2 separate regions of the Mus musculus genome follow, and region 1 is linked to region 2. The links are chromatin loops, found by intact Hi-C in ENCODE. Cell type or tissue: heart. All regions are shown on one strand.

Evidence for each region. A loop is a pair of places that touch in the nucleus more often than their neighbours do. Peaks named below come from ENCODE experiments on the same cell type or tissue, not always from the same donor. Only the 100,000 strongest peaks of a DNase experiment are listed, where the experiment ranks them.
Region 1: a loop joins it to region 2, with 12 times the contacts of the local background. A loop is called at or near these places in 15 of 42 quality-filtered maps.

What each region holds. Positions count from the first base shown.
Region 1 is chr12:35,012,672-35,020,671 of GRCm38, forward strand. It overlaps Gm40385 (a long non-coding RNA gene), which reads right to left. Exons shown (of 4, transcript XR_872675.1): 2 at 6,668-6,725. Among named protein-coding and RNA genes, the nearest start is that of Gm40385, 4.9 kb to the right of the region's middle. In heart, a CTCF peak has its summit at 3,571; no DNase peak of the experiment used is centred here.
Region 2 is chr12:34,660,021-34,668,020 of GRCm38, forward strand. All of the region lies in intron 3 of Hdac9 (histone deacetylase 9), which reads right to left. Among named protein-coding and RNA genes, the nearest start is that of Gm46347, 120 kb to the right of the region's middle. In heart, a CTCF peak has its summit at 1,526 (motif pointing right); a DNase peak (open chromatin) is centred at 4,951.

The DNA.
Region 1 (8,000 bases), 350 kb after region 2:
TTGAAAGAAAGGATACGAGACTCAGTGGTGAATCTCTGTGTTAATTGCCGTTTACAACAAAATAAAATCTCTTCTGGTGGGGTTTTATAGATGTATTGATCTATAAGTCATTGGGAGTTGGCTTGACACTCTGCCCATTTAGCAGAGTAATAATAATAGCTTTTCCCCTAGGGCCTAGGACTTGTCTAGCCATAGGTTGTTGGCTTTAAATTGATACCAGAGATAGGTTTCATCTTGTAAAGAGGGCTTAAGGTCTAATCAGTAAGTCATGAATTATTCCCACAATGTTCTTGCCACTGTTGCACCAGCGGGAATGTCTTGCCAAGCAGGTCATTGTTGTAGTTTGTAAGCTCCACAGCTAGGTGATTAGTTTCCTCCTCTAGTAACACGTAGAGCACCTTCCGACATTATGAAAACTAGCCAGTCAATATGAAGTTTCCAGGTGGGTAGCAAGCTTGATTTCTCTGTGTTCTGTGATGTAAGTATATGGTGTCTTCAACATTAGGGTCTTAGCATCAAGTTCTGGAGGCTATAATTATAGCCTCTATAGGCTACCATGGTCTATAATTTTTGGAGGAATCTAGAGACTCTCAATGGCCAACAACTCCAAAAGAGGCAACCAATCCCTGGCTTAGTTATTTGTCAGTCTGTCTTATCTAATAGGAACATTGTTGCCTTGTTTTAGGGTAACTCCATCTAAGCTCTCTGTATATGTATGTATATATTTTAGGAATCTTTTTCAGTTATATGTTTCCATTTGACTTTTTAGGAATGTCTTCAGTGTTAATTATCCATTGACATATTTCCTACTTTCTGCTGTCCTTCCAGGCCCCACCTAAATTCTCCCTTTCTGTTCTATTATTCCTCTTTAACATTTAGTACTAGTGTGTTCTCTCTTCCTAAGACGTCCCACATACAGAGCCCCTTACTAACTTCTTGACCTCTATGAATATTCCAAATGGAAAACACAGGTCTGAAGTCAATATCCACAAATGAGAGAAAAACACAGAATGTTCATCCTTCTGGGTCTGGATTACTTCACTCAGAATGACATTGTTTAGCTCCATTAATTTGCCTGTGACTTTCATAATTCCATTTTAATAGCTGAATAATATTCCATTGTGTAAGTGTACCACATTTTCTTGATGTATTCATCAATTGATGAACATCTAGGCTATCTCCATCTCCTGTATGTTGTGAATTGCAGTGAGAATTGTGGTTTCTTTTAAAAGCCCCATTATGTTTTGTGCATATGTTTTTGTTTTAATCCCAGGTGTGGAAGATGAGGCTGCTTCAGAGTATCCACAGCGGCTATCTGTGCTTTGTCTGGTGCTCTGGCAAGGGTGTGATTCTGCCAGCTGGAGGTAGTTCCTGCTTGGAATTCTGAGGACTCTTTAGAGGGTATAGAAATGCCAGAGTCCTGAGAGGCTGCTGTTCCCCCTGCTGCTTCTCATTCCTGTTGTGGTTTGTCAAGTGGGCGTGACCAAAGAGCAGAGAAGAAGGAGGAGGGTATCCTGACAATGAAGACTGGACTTGCCCCAAGGAACAGGACACTAATCAGCAGGAAGTATTCTAACAAGATTGATGCCTCCTTCCCCCCTAACCTTCTTTCTCACCTACCTAGTGTTGGGGTGAAGGAAGGGACTAGAGTGGAGAAGGGTGGTAGGGAAAAGAACCCAATAAAGTACCCAAAAGTACAGTTGTAGTGAATGAAGCAGCAGTGGACGTGGGTGAAGGGTCTTTTGTGTGCATTCCCAAGAGCGGTATAGCTTGACCACAAGATAGATCTATTTTCAGCTTTTGGAGAAATCTTCTCATTGATTTCCATAGTGGCTACAACAGTTTGCACTCCCACCAGCATCGAATAAATGTTCCCCTTTTCTACATCCATGACAGCATCCAGCTAAGGTGGGTGACGCATAAGAATGTTGAACATTTTCAAAAGTGCTCCTTGGTCATTTGTGTTTCATCTTTTGAGAACTTTCTGTTTAGTTCTGCGAGTGAACTAAACAGAAAGTTTAGACAACTTGCTGTTTGTTTTATTGATGAGTAGGGTTTTCTCAGTTTTTTGTATATTCTAGCTACAAATCCTCTAACAGGTGTCTTGCTTATAAAGATTTTTTTTCATTCTGTAGGATGTCTCTTCATTTAAATGATGGTGCCCTCTGATGTACAGATTCTTAGTGTTCCTAAAAACAGAGGAGGGCGTAGGAATAGGACAAGCCCAAGCAAGCAAATTCCAAATAACAGCTTCTTAGGTATTTGACACATTAGCCAGGGTCTTTGAGGTTCTCGGTGGACCATTTATAAAATGCAGAGCAGTGAGAACTGCGGGATACCATGTACCAGGCGCTGGGCACAAACATAATCTTGTTTCTCACTCAAAAAGACACAGGATTGTATTTTTAGCTTCTTTTTAAAGAAATCCTATCTTTGAGGCAAAGTTTAAATCCTTTATGCATTTTTTTTTCTTCTGCTGATACTAAAAATGAAAGAAATCTGAAGTGAAAAGTTCTTGTGGTATCTGCTTTGCCGGCATTCCTGGGGCTCCTGGGACCAGACCGCAATGCCCATGGGTTGGTAAAGGGCATGGAGATAAACCTGTCCAGAGACAGCTATAGGGAACAGTGTCTGCTTTATTCATGTAAACAACTACTTATAGAATGGAAGCCTATAGACTGTGTTGGTAATCTATGGTATTACCTTGTATTGGACAGGGAACGCTTATACCACCAGGGTCTCTGTGTGGACAAACATATAAACAGAGATGTGGAGAGTGCAGACTCACCTGTGGGCCAGGTACAGGCTATTTGTGCTACTTCAGAATTCAGTGTTCTGATTTCTGGGCGCACTCAGGAGCCTGGTGTGCCCTGCTTGCATTTTCTCCTAAAGGTGCTAAAGAGCTATCTTCTTGCATATCCTACTTTTAAGTCCCTTATAAAAATAAAACAGTACATCCCATGCCAGTGTGTTTCGGTGCAAGCGCTGTGAGGAAGCGTTGTTTTGAAAGGTGTAGCACCATTCTTGAATCTATCTAAACTCTAACTTTGACTATGTAGGTTAAAAAAAAAAAAGATGCAAAGAAACACAGGTATACATAATCCTCATTTTGGTTTGTCTGTTTGTAGAACAATTTTCCTTCAATTAAGTCTATACTCTAACTAGTCTCAGAGCACTAAGAGTCCCGCATAACCTTGATTTGGTGAACATTACATATTCACAGGGATCATTCAGGATGCGTTCTCTTCTGCATGATGGGAGCACAACTTTGACAGAGAACTATTGCCATGCTAAAGCGGATTACATTCTTTTAAAAAAAGATAGTTAAAACCTTCATCTCTATCTGTTCTTGTCTGCTTTATCCTATTCAGTCGATGCAATCAAGAATGGCAAGATACATGGAAAACCTGTACCTTGAGCCATGATTTTATTCTGAAAATCAGATCTATTTTTAACAGATCCCAAGAGCCAGGAACTAATTTTTACACAAAATTATGCATTCATGGAAAAAACTGTGAATGAATCTATTGCCTGTTTAAACAGCTTAAGAAACCATGGAGTAAACTGCCACCTAGAGTTGAGATGGGAATTCGGCTCAACATGAAGTATCAAGGCCAGCGGATCAGCCTGAGGGGTCTCCAGCTCAGCTGTCTCACTTTTAACATATGCTTGGAAGTCCTTCACTCAGTCTATCCTGTATCTGTATCCTGTCTCTGTAGGTTTGAAGGTCTACTAAAAGGAGCATGGGTCTATGAGAGTCAAAAGGCTATGATTTATCGGTTGTTTTTAACAATAATCTCTGGGGAATTGTTTAAATACTAGCAAATAAAGATACTACACCAAAGGACAAGTTAGTTGGAATGGTTCATGGTATAAATCTCTGGAAGACTTTCAGCACACTCTGTTATTGCTTTTGCTGTTTCTTACATTCGCACACCAGAGGCTTCCAGGGCGTGATGGGATCGATGTCCAAATCTATGAACTGGGCAGTTTTAATGAAGTGCTACGGTCTGGACAGCTGATACCTCACTCCCTTATCTAGGTTTCTCTAAAAACACACCCTTAGTTGATCCCCTGAAATTAGCATAGGAACCAGAAGAAAATACACATGGCGTGACAAATGGTGAACAGCTGTTTCCACCCCCAAACATTTACCTAATCACAGAGTGGAAATATCTTCCTTTGTCTTAACGTCCCACAGGCCGGTGGGTCCAGCCTCACCTTTCTCTAGGTATAAGGTGTCTGAGCTGAGACTATGGAAGTCAGCTAGTTCCTCTTGCATGAATTACAGAATCCTGAGGTGTGTGTGTCTGCCACCTGGGTAACCTTTTACTCTGGCCATGCACCTAAATGATATCTATAAGGCTGCGAGGGAGAGGGAAATGGCTTGTTGACTTTTTATGCCTCATGTAATGGCCCATTTCTTTCCTACCTGACTACTTCCTCATTCTCATGCCCTCCGCCCACAAGTTTATTAGGCTCATTCTCTCCCATAAAACTCTAACAAGCCTTTCCCCTCTCTCCATTATTATCTCCATTGATCAGTAACCAATGGCCTGGGAGCTGAATTATACCCAACCTGGTCCCACCTCTTTATTTTCATTAGAATACAAAATAATGACTTAATTATGAGAATTTCATATGTGTAAATCAGCAGTGATTTATAGAGTAATAAGCTTACATTTATTCACCCTCCTTACCCTTGCTTGTCTCCCTTCTCCCAGCCTCTGGTTCCCCCTCCTTTAATCCCAGTAGCATGCCACGCCTCCACCCACGTAGCTTTCACATCACATGTTTACATCTATATTCTCTATTTGAGAAGACACATGGACACATGCTGTCTTTCCCTTGCCCTTATCTATGTTATGTGCATATGTTTTTGCTTTAATCCCAGGTGTGGAAGATGAGGCTGCTTCCTCTAGAGTATCCACAGCAGCTATCTGTGCTTCGTCTGGTGCTCTGGCAAGGGTGTGATTCTGCCAGCTAGAGGTAGTTCCTGCTTGGAATTCTGAGGACTCTTTAGAGGGTATAAAATTACCGGGAGTCTATTATAAATAAGGCTGCTATGAACATAGTGGAGCATGTGTCCTTCTTAACGGTTGGGACATTTTCTGGATATATGCCCAGGAGAGGTATTGCGGGATCCTCCGGTAGTACTATGTCCAATTTTCTGAGGAACCGCCAGACTGATTTCCAGAGTGGTTGTACAAGCTTGCAATCCCACAGATGCCTCTCAACAGAGGAATGGATACAGAAAATGTGATACATTTACACAATGGAGTACTACTCAGCTATTAAAAAGAATGAGTTTATGAAATTCCTAAGCAAATGGATGGACCTGGAGGGCATCATCCTGAGTGAGGTAACCCAATCACAAATGAACTCGCACAATATGTACTCACTGATAAGTGGATATTAGCCCAGAAACTTAGGATACCCAAGATATAAGATACAATTTGCAAAACACATGAAACTCAAGAAGAACGAAGACCAAAGTGTGGACACTTTGCCCCTTCTTAGAATTGGGAACAAAACACCCATGGAAGGAGTTACAGAGACAAAATTTGGAGCTGTGACGAAAGGATGGACCATCTAGTAATTGCCATATCCAGGGACCCATCCCATAATCAGCTTCCAAACGCTGACACCATTGCATACACTAGCAAGATTTTGCTGAAAGGACCCAGATAGAGCTGTCTCTTGTGAGACTATGCCGGGGTCTAGCAAACACAGAAGTGGATGCTCACAGTCAGCTATTGGATGGATCACAGGGCCCCCAATGGAGGAGCTGGAGAAAGTACCCAAGGAGCTAAAGGGATCTGCAACCCTATAGGTGGAACAACAATATGAACTAACCAGTACCCGGGAGCTCTTGTCTTTAGCTGCATATGTATCAAAAGATGGCCTAGTCGGCCATCACTGCAAATAGAGGCCCATTGGACTTGCAAACTTTATATGCCCCAGTACAGGGGAACGCCAGGGCCAAAAAGGGGGAGTGGGTGGGTAGGGGAGTGTGGGGGGGTGGGTATGGGGGACTTTTGGGATAGCATTGAAAATGTAAACGAGGAAAATACCTAATAAAAAAAAAGAGAAAAAAAATTACCGGGAGTCCTGAGAGGCTGCTGCTCCCCCTGCTGCTTCCCATTCCTGTTGTGGTTTGTCAAGTGGGCGTGACCAAAGAGCAGAGGAGAAGGCCCACTATGTCTTCCTGTTGCCCTTGTTTCTCCTACGTTTACCCCTTCTATAGTTTTCACCATCTGTAATACTCCTGTATTCCAACTGCCTCAAACCGCAGCAGAACAGGCAAAACTGGCACCCGTCTCCCCCTAGGTATTTCTACATGGTTACACTGCCTTCGCTCACTCCATGTACTTTACTATTGTGCCTCATTCACTAAGTCAGCTTGCCTAGCAGTTTCCTGCCGTTTATGATGAAATCGTACAGCCTGGCATAGATACTTACTGTGGGAGAGGCAATAGTCCACACACTTACAGTTCTATCTCATTTCATCTTAGAAGAAAAAAGTTCCCAGAGCAAGATGTTATAATTCCTATCCTACAAATAAAGGAACCTGTGCACAGAGTTGAGTCATTCTCAAAAGAGCACAGTCAACGAGCAGTGAGGTTGGAATCTGAACTCCACAACTACTCCAGAGCAGACCACTTACCAGGCAATGCTGCTACCAGGCCTCTGCAGTCAGCCGACTTTTCTTTTCAGCCATAAATCTCGAAACAAAACAAAACAAAATCAAAATAAAAAATAAAAAAACCATAAGCAAGCCTAGCTCAAGGGTGCTCCAAAAGGATTCTGGAAAGCCAGCCCAACCAGGGATAGTAACAAAGCACCAAGCACTCAGATTATTCCATCACTGCAAAACTGAGCGATGCCAGCAAGGCTGTGGATTAGGGAATCTGGGATTTCAGGGCTGGGGAGACGCCATCAGTAAAGTGCTTGCCTTGCAAATCCCCAGGACTTGCTAGCCAGCCAGCCTCCACAAATTGGAGACCTTGTCTTAAAACTCAAGGTGGATGGCTCCTGAGAAATGTGATCTTAGGTTGATTTTGTTTGTTGTTGTTCCCCACACATATGCATGTGATTTTACACACAAAGAAAAAAAGGGGGGGAAAAAGGGAAAAAATGAAGCTGGAATTCCATTTAAATCCCAGATTCTATAACTTGTGTGGTTCTGTGGTCCCTGGCCACACATGTTCCCTTTTCTCCCTCTAACCAGTGTCACGATTCAAATGCAAGGTGAATCTTTTCCTTTTCTAAGATTGCCTTTTCTTTTATGCCAATTACTATGTCTTTTCTAACCCAATTACAACTTTGGTTGACTGCCACTTGAACTGATAAAGATGCTGAACTCTGGGCCCCGCCTTTTCCCTGTTTAATCTCTTCCAATTTCTCATTCTGATAATTCCTGACTCTAGATAACATCTACTCACCATCAGATTAAATTTTTTGCTAGGCCTTATGAAAAGTAAGTTAATCTGCAGAGTACAAAGGCTATTTTCTATCGGAAGCAGGTGATAAGTAAATTCTATGTCAATACCGCATGCTTAAATGAAATCTTTAGTCTTTGTGAAGTCATACCAATAAGATGACTGTCCAGTCTATACATAAGGAAATGTAAGAAAAGTATATACTTACAATCTGCTGTCTTTCAATTAAGGAATCAATTAGCACATATGTATATACATGGATATGTCATGAGTCATAAATTTGAAGATTCCATGAGATGATAAAAAGTAAATGCCTAGCCTCGTGATAGGCACATGGTACATGTTGTATAAACATCATGTACCCTTCTCATGGGTGCCCTGCAGATGTGTCTATGACCGGACTATTAAGAATGTGACTAGGAAGGCTAGAGATCTGGGTCAGCAGTTAAGAGAGTACTGATCTTGTAGAAAATCTGAGTTTGTTTTTTATTACTGCTATCAGGTGGCTTACACAGTCTAAGTCTCTAAGGGATCCGATGCCTTCTTCTGTACTGAACT
Region 2 (8,000 bases):
TATGCCTGGTGACTTCCAATGGAACCACAGAGGTATCATCATAAACAGTCACATAAAAGCCATGTACACAAAATACACAAAATGAATTTCAGGCTATACTGAGAAAACAATGTTCTTGCATCAAGCACTGGCTGGCCTGCTAGCCAGGTGGCTGGATTTAGAAACCAGAAGGCCCCGGGGAAGGCAGTCGTCGGTAACTACAAAGCTAATGTGGTCAATGCCCGGTGTCGTTATGGGGATTAGAGGGGGGTCACACTCCACAGCAGCACCTGCACAACTATGACATAAGCTTCTAGCTGACATAAATCATACTCTCTCTGTTTTGAAAGCAAATAATAAAATAGTTGTTCCATGTCTCTTGACCTTTACTTCTGGGAAACTTACATTTTTCCCTTTTTTGCTTTGGAAGGAAACCTCCCCAGCCCCTCCCCTCCTCCCCCCACCCCTGCCACAATGAAACATACTCAAAACACCCATTTCTGAACACATGCATAAAAAGTCATCTCCTTATCTCCAAAGTAATTCTAAACACCATTAACTTATTATGTTGCAAAGTAGCTTAACATAAGGCAGAAAGGCAGGAGGAGAACAAGACACTCAGAAAGACAGACACCAAAAGGAAAGCCAGGGGTTAATAGAGATGGAGACCTGTAGCTGCCCAGCTGAAGATGGAGAAAAACCACTGAGGCATTTCCACCGAGAGCTGCTAAAGGTTACTTAACAAGAATGCAGGGAACGTGCTGCACACTTGGTTTCTAGATTCATCTTTCCCATAGAATCCAATTATGCAAAATTGCACTTTGCCCAAGCCTGCTTCTCAAGTCAGCTTTAACTTGATATAAGATTCAATGAAATGAAAAGAGAAGACAGAAATCACCCTGAAGTCACTGAATTAAAGATATGTTTTATAATTGCAGACATTTATAAATCCAATTTGCCATAAAAGCAAAATGCAGAGTGGTAATGTGACAGGAAGGGGGAAACCCACTGAATGAGCATTATCCTGTGTCTATACTATAGCTTCTGCTCAGAGACAATAGCCAGGCCTGCTATATAGGGAGCATTTTATTTGCATTCTAAGATTCATACTCACACACATGATGGTTCTCTAGTGTCTCAGAGAAGACCAAGGGAGCTGCGCACATTATTTATAGTGAATGGCTGACTTACGAGAGAGAAAAATGATCTTTACAAAACAATTAAGGGTCAGTATATTGGGTACATGGACAGAAATACCAGCAAAATGTGTGCTGTGCACATGGACATATAAACCACCAGCAACAGACTTAGCACATAGATACATAAACCAGCAAGAACCAGGGACAATATTGTGCAAAAACCATGGGCCAAAAAGGGGCAATGCTGTGCATGTGGACACACAGTGCAACAAAGAGCAGTGTTGTGTACATTGAAACATAAGCCATCAAGACTCAATACTATGAACAGAATATATAAATAATAAAAGGGTGGTGCTGTGTATATTTAGACACAAAAGCAAGGATCAGTATTGTACACATGGACACATAAGCCACCAAGGGGCAGTGTTGTACACATGTACACATATACACACTAAAACAAAACAGCAAGGGGCAGTGCTGTATACATAGACCATAAACCACTAGAGGAGTCATCTTTTTTTGATCCACCAGCACAGAAATGCTATGCTCTAACAAATAACCCAGGAGATTCTCATTGAAAATTTTGAGACTTAGTAAAGTGCACCTGTGGCTTTTTTTTTATCCTCCTATCTCACCTAGTTCCATTTTAGAAAGAAAGAGTCAAAATGTTTGGCCTTTTAACCCTTCACTTGTCTCAAAATCACATACTTAGGGTCCTATTTGAAAAATAAATAGAGAAGGCTGTGAATTACTAACTTAAAAATGTTTTCAGTGAATCAGCTTTGAGTAGATTAGTGGTTTTCAGCCTGTGGGTTGCAAACCAATGGGGGTAAAACAACTTTTTTCACAGGATCCTCATAACAGATATCCTACATATTAAATAGCTACATTATGGTTCATAAGTAGCAAAATTATAGCTATGAAGTAACAATAAAAATAATTCTATGGTTGGGGGTCACAACATGAGGAACTATATAAAAGGGTCACAGCATTGGAACGGTTGAGAACGGCTGCTTTAGATCCACGATTATTTGAGCAGAATAAGAGTAAGCACAATTCACATGGAAGCTGTTGGACTTCCTTTTCCATTACATTTCGTGTCAATGTCTACCGAAGGACGCTTAAAGACAGACCATCCCTATACAGTCTTATAAAGTGACCCCTGGCTAAGCATCCTCAAAAAGTCCTGTTCAGATTGTCATAGTGTCAGGGCATCTTACTCAGTATTTTATGGCTTAGCAACCGAGCAAAAAGTGTGACCGGCGACTGCTCATTTTCCTTTCCTTTCTGGGAAGAGAGGGGAAACCATCTTCATTTGGAAACTTTTTAATATGTGTTTAAAATACTCACAGCTGTGTATTCTGGCAATTGTCGGGTGGAGCAAAGACTTTGTAGTGCTGTTAACTGGGACTGGCCTGGGGGGCGGGGGGCATTGCACTAACATGGTGAATTACTCTGTTTAGTTTGCTCTATAAAGAAGCAGTATAAAACATTTAGTCAGTATGATACAGAGAGCAAATATGAGCTATAGGTTTTGTTTGTTTTTGGTTTTGTTTTTAACCCTCCTGCCTATGGTAAGATGTTAAAAAGAAAATTAACTTTCCTAAGAGGGATCCTATTATGATTTGTCACAGACTCTCACATGAATTCCCCCTATGTTAGTCTAGTATGTTATCACAACAAAGTAGCCAAGACAAATTATAAAAAGCTAGCAGTTCTGAAGTAAAGAGAGATCAGCCCTAGTTCTTGGGCCTACATGGTATGCACTCACTGATAACTGGATATTAGCCCAGATGTTCAGAATACCCAAGATACAATTCACAGACCACATGAAGCTCAAGAAAAAGGAAGACCAAAGTGTGGATGCTTCAGTCCTTCTTAGAAAAGCCTATGAGAGGAGATATAAAGACAGAGTTCGGAGCAGAGACTGAAGGAAAGGCCATCCAGTGACTGTCCTGCCTGGTGATCCATCCCATATACAGTTACCAAACCCAGACACTATTGTGGATGCCAACAAGTGCTTGCTGACAGTAGCCTGATATAGCTGTCTCCTGAGAGGCTCTGCCAGTGCCTGACAAATACAGAAGTGGAAGTTCACAGCCATCCATTAGACTGAGCACAGGGTCCCCAGTGGAGGAGCTAGAGGAAGAACTCAAGGAACTGAAGGAGTTTGCAGCCCCATAGCAGGAACAACAATATGAACCAACCAGTACCCCCAGACCTCCCAGGGACTAAACCATCAACCAAAGAGTACACATGGAGTGACTCAAGGCTTCAGCCATATATGTATCAGAGGATGGCCTTGTCTGGAATCAATGGGAGGAGAGGTCCTTGGCCTTGTGAAGGCTCGATGCCACAGTGTAGGGGAATGTCAGGACAGGGAAGTGGAAATGGGTGGTTTAGTGAGCATGGGGAGGGGGAATGGGCTAGTGGGGTATTCGGAGGGGAAATGAGGAAAGGGGATAAAAATTTGACATGTAAATAAAGAAAATATCTAATAAAATGAAAAAAAGAGAAAAGTCAAAACAAAAAGAAAAAAAAAAAAAGAGAGAGTTTCCAGGACAACTTTCCAAGGAGCAGGTGTTGCAGGAAATACAGGGACCAGCAGCAGAAATCCTGAGAGACAGAGGTATCACAACCTTCTAGGAGATATGCCCTGGTGATCTGAGGACATCCCACATCCCTTGCCTTCCTCCAAAGCCACTGGGAGGAGGCTAAGTCATGTCCTATTGGGTGGCACACATGTAAAACACAGCAGCCCATCAGTTAACAGAAATTGGGGAGACTTTGAAAAACAGGAAGAGACACCAAATGAGTGACTCAGGACGCAAAAAACAAACAAACAAACAAAAGCAGAAGAGACCTAACAAATCAAAGCCCCGAACTCTTACCTCTGGGTTCCCAGATAACAATGGGAAACTTCAACCTGCTCTTGCTGTGAGATTGCAATGAATGTTAGCAGGTCCTTTTCAAATGCAGGTAGGAAAATAACTCCATTAACTATTGCTAATAAGAAGCAATCATCTAACGTTTTTAGATAGGACAGTTTGTTAAGAGTCTATCCAATGTTCTATTTCTAATTTAAATGAAAAAGGCATTTTCACGACAAGAGAAAGAACAAACTCTTCTTCAAACTAAAGAGAAGGGTCTTCGTAAGACATTCACACCCATTCTTTAATTCAACTTAATGGTAGAAAGGAAAAGAAAAATGAGAGATAGAAGTTGACACTTCAAATAAATGCAGGGCTATAAAAGTTAAAACAGAAAGTGACAATTTCTGAGATCTAAATGGCCACAATTCTTTTATGTTGAAGCAGCCACAAAGAAGAATGCTGATGAGGACTGCCTGTCTCTGAGCGCTGTCAAATTAAATGTATTTTGAAATCATCTCATTTAATGTATTGCCACATCAAACTATCAATTTCAAACATTTTATGGATTCTTTTTCGATGCAAACATTTTCGTTTCCTTTTTTATAACACAATTACTGCTATTTTAGGAGGATGAAAGAAACTTTCTTAATTATGGATGAGAACATAACTTTTTTTAGCAAATGATTTGTAATTAAACCAATTACGTTTAGTATTCACGAACTCAGAATGTCTCTTCTGTATGTACGAAATTAGCATTGGTCTACTCTAGTCTCCTTTGGCAAACTCTTAGAGGGGAAATGACTTCCTAAAAACTTTGGAAAACCTACCTTAAGTCTCAAGAGATTGCTGCAGCATTTGGAACATGAACGCTGCTCTTTGAGCCTTTTTAAGAGAACCCTAAGTGAAAAGAAGCCCTGACTCATGACGCCAGGAGCCACCAGGGGGAGTCAAATCCTCAAAACATAAGTGAAGGAACAGGCTGAATGACGCACCAATCAGGAAAGATGGGCTGAGACAGGTGATGGTTATAAGGTCAAAACAAGGGGCTGATAGAACATTTTAGCCTGAGAGGAAAAAGAAAAAAAATGACCTGATGCATTCATCTTGAGAAGAACATATTCACCTCTTTCTATGAAAAGTCCCAGAGTACAATAAACTAAGAGGTGCTTCTCTGCTAACCCAGTAATTCTTATAGGGAGAGGGCGCTGGCTTTAACCTCCTGTTGTCTACAGCCTCTGAATCAGACCCTGTTCTAACACATGAGAGGGACGAAGGATTAGCCTGATCTGCAAGAATTAACAACTTCCACACACAGGAAGGAGACATTTCTGAGAACAATAAAGAGGCCAGCAAAGATATCCAGCAACAGAATAAATGTGTTCCTGTATATACAGTTTCAACTCAACATGGCATGTGCATTCTACAAAAAGTGAAATTACAGAATGGATACAGTCTACAAAACAGGAATTCTGACTTTAAGAAGAGTACCTTTTCAGATGGGGGAATTACCTAAGTATCTGATTAAAACCCTACTGTCCACATCTTCAGGACACAGGCCAGGGCGAGTACACTCAGTTGCTTTCTGACCTGGCCTTCTCTAGGATGGAACCCTGTTCAGATCCTTCCTATTCAAAGATATTCTGATGCAGAAGTTCTAGAAAATACACACGGAATTTGGTCAGGACTCGATTCAATAGTTAACTGAATAAAATAGGGTTGCTCTGACCAATTTTTAGACCATATTAAACTGTTTATCGGATTAGTAGGCTCATGAAGATAAACACAATATTTTCCCACTTTTAGTAAAATAAAACTATGATTCATCTTAGTAAAAATAAATACATATAAAACTGTTAACTTACTGAGGAAAAATTTTTCCTTAAGAAAAAGGAGATATAGTATAGATCAAATATACATTAAATCACTTTGCTTGAATCAAATGAAAAAATGTAGAGACAGGAAAAGAGGTATAAAACAAGGTAGAAATTTATTTCTTTTTTATATTTTTCTAGATCTTTAAAAAAGTTAGGGCTGGAGAGATGGCTCAGCTGTTGAGAGCACCGACTGCTCTTCTGGGGATCCTGAGTTCAATTCCCAGAAACCACATGGTGGCTCACAACCATCCATAATGGGATCTGATGCCCTCTTCTGCTGTGTCTGAAGAGAGCAATGGTGTACTCATACACATAAAATAAAGAAATAAATCTTTTTTTTAAAATGTTAAACATAGTCTACTTTATTTGAATTTAAATGCAGTTTTAAGACAAATACTGACACATGAAGTTATAAAATTATAGTTATTATGGGGTGTATTGTAATATTTTGGTGCACATATTTATGGTATAGCATGTAAATCTGTTTAAATGCACTTGCTACCTCTAAAAAGCTTCAGGTAGTCATGGTCAAACATGCAATTCCTTTCTTGTAGATTTCTGAAATGCAAGTACAGTAGAGCTATGAGCAGCAAGACCAATCTGCATGGGTACCTGGGACTCCCTGCTCTTACTTTACTGTGAACAGCACTTTCTGAACAACCTTGTGTTTAAAGTGAACATGGATTTCAGCAGAGCTGAACATATCAGGCACAAAGGCAGGTTGGGTCACATAGTTACACTCTGTTTTAGAAATAAATGAAGAAACAAACAAAATAGAAACATTAACAACAGAAAAAAATATTTGCTGTCTTTATATAAAGACATATGGTCTTTCTCTCCTGTTCTGTATAAACATTTAGATTATTTAATAGAAACAGAAGTTCAATGAAGTAGATATACATTTTGGAGTAAGAAAGCTCTTCAGTTTACCCCCTAAAATAATGATAAAACACAACATTATAAAGAGAGGAATATATAAATAGTTATATGTATTCATCCAGAGCTTTATAGTGTTCTTGAAATTGGAAATGAGAGAAAGCATAACTATAATAGATATTTTATAGATGAGAGAATAGAAGGGTAGGGATGAAATAACTCAGTTTCCTGACATCACACATCACAGAAGAGAATGGCAGATAGAACCTTATTCTTACAATACAAAAGTGGTCATCAGTCAGAAGTCTTCACTGTCTACTTAGGATCACTAACCTTTTTTCCATTCTACTTTAAACAATGGAAAAATAGAGAAATCATTTAAAGTATAATTTTTAAGAGAATGGATACTGGCTACATAGATACAGTTATCAATTTTATATGACACATAGTTCTAATCTGATGCACTGAAATATTCGTCAGCAAGTGGAAACCAACAGCCCTCAGCAGACTCCTATAAACAAAGACAGTCAGAGACAGAGGCAAGTGAAAAACAAAAAGCCCAAACATAAAGCAACAGGCAGCAGCAAGGTGCTCGTTAGCAGGGGGAGCAGAAACATCCCAGAGAAAACTGGCATGGCAGTTCCTGAGGATCCAAGATGCCACAAAGAACTGGTACTACCAGAGAGAGGAAAAGGTGCCCATCCTAAGATGTGACTAAAATAAACGGAAGGGTTGCCCTTGGCAGAAAAACTAAGCTCAGGACAGAACTAAGCTCACCCTGCCTAACAGGACTGCTAAGCATCAGCATCGAAGGTTAACCTTGTATCATTCTAAATATAATTTTTATAAACTTACCAGTCATAAAAGAAGCAGGAAATTATAACTCCAAAAAAAAGGAAGGAAAAAATTTAAAGAGAAAAAAAAAACGGAAAAGGAAAAGAAAAAGAAACATCAAAACAGGCTCCCAACACAGAGGTGCTAAAACTAACTGGAAAAACTAAACCTTTAAATAGTGATGTAAGTGTATCCTGTTGGTTGAAAAAATAAAGTAGTGAAATGAAAGGCATTAAAAAGAACCAAGGAAAATATCTAAAGATGGAAACGATAATGGGTCAGGTGGAAAACACATTGGATAAATCAACCACTGTTAGATGTAGCCAGGGATGAAAGAGGACCAGACTTGAAGACACAGTGCAGAAACTACGGACATGACACAGCGAGGAAGGGAAATGAAAGTCTTAGACAAAAAAGAGCTTCGT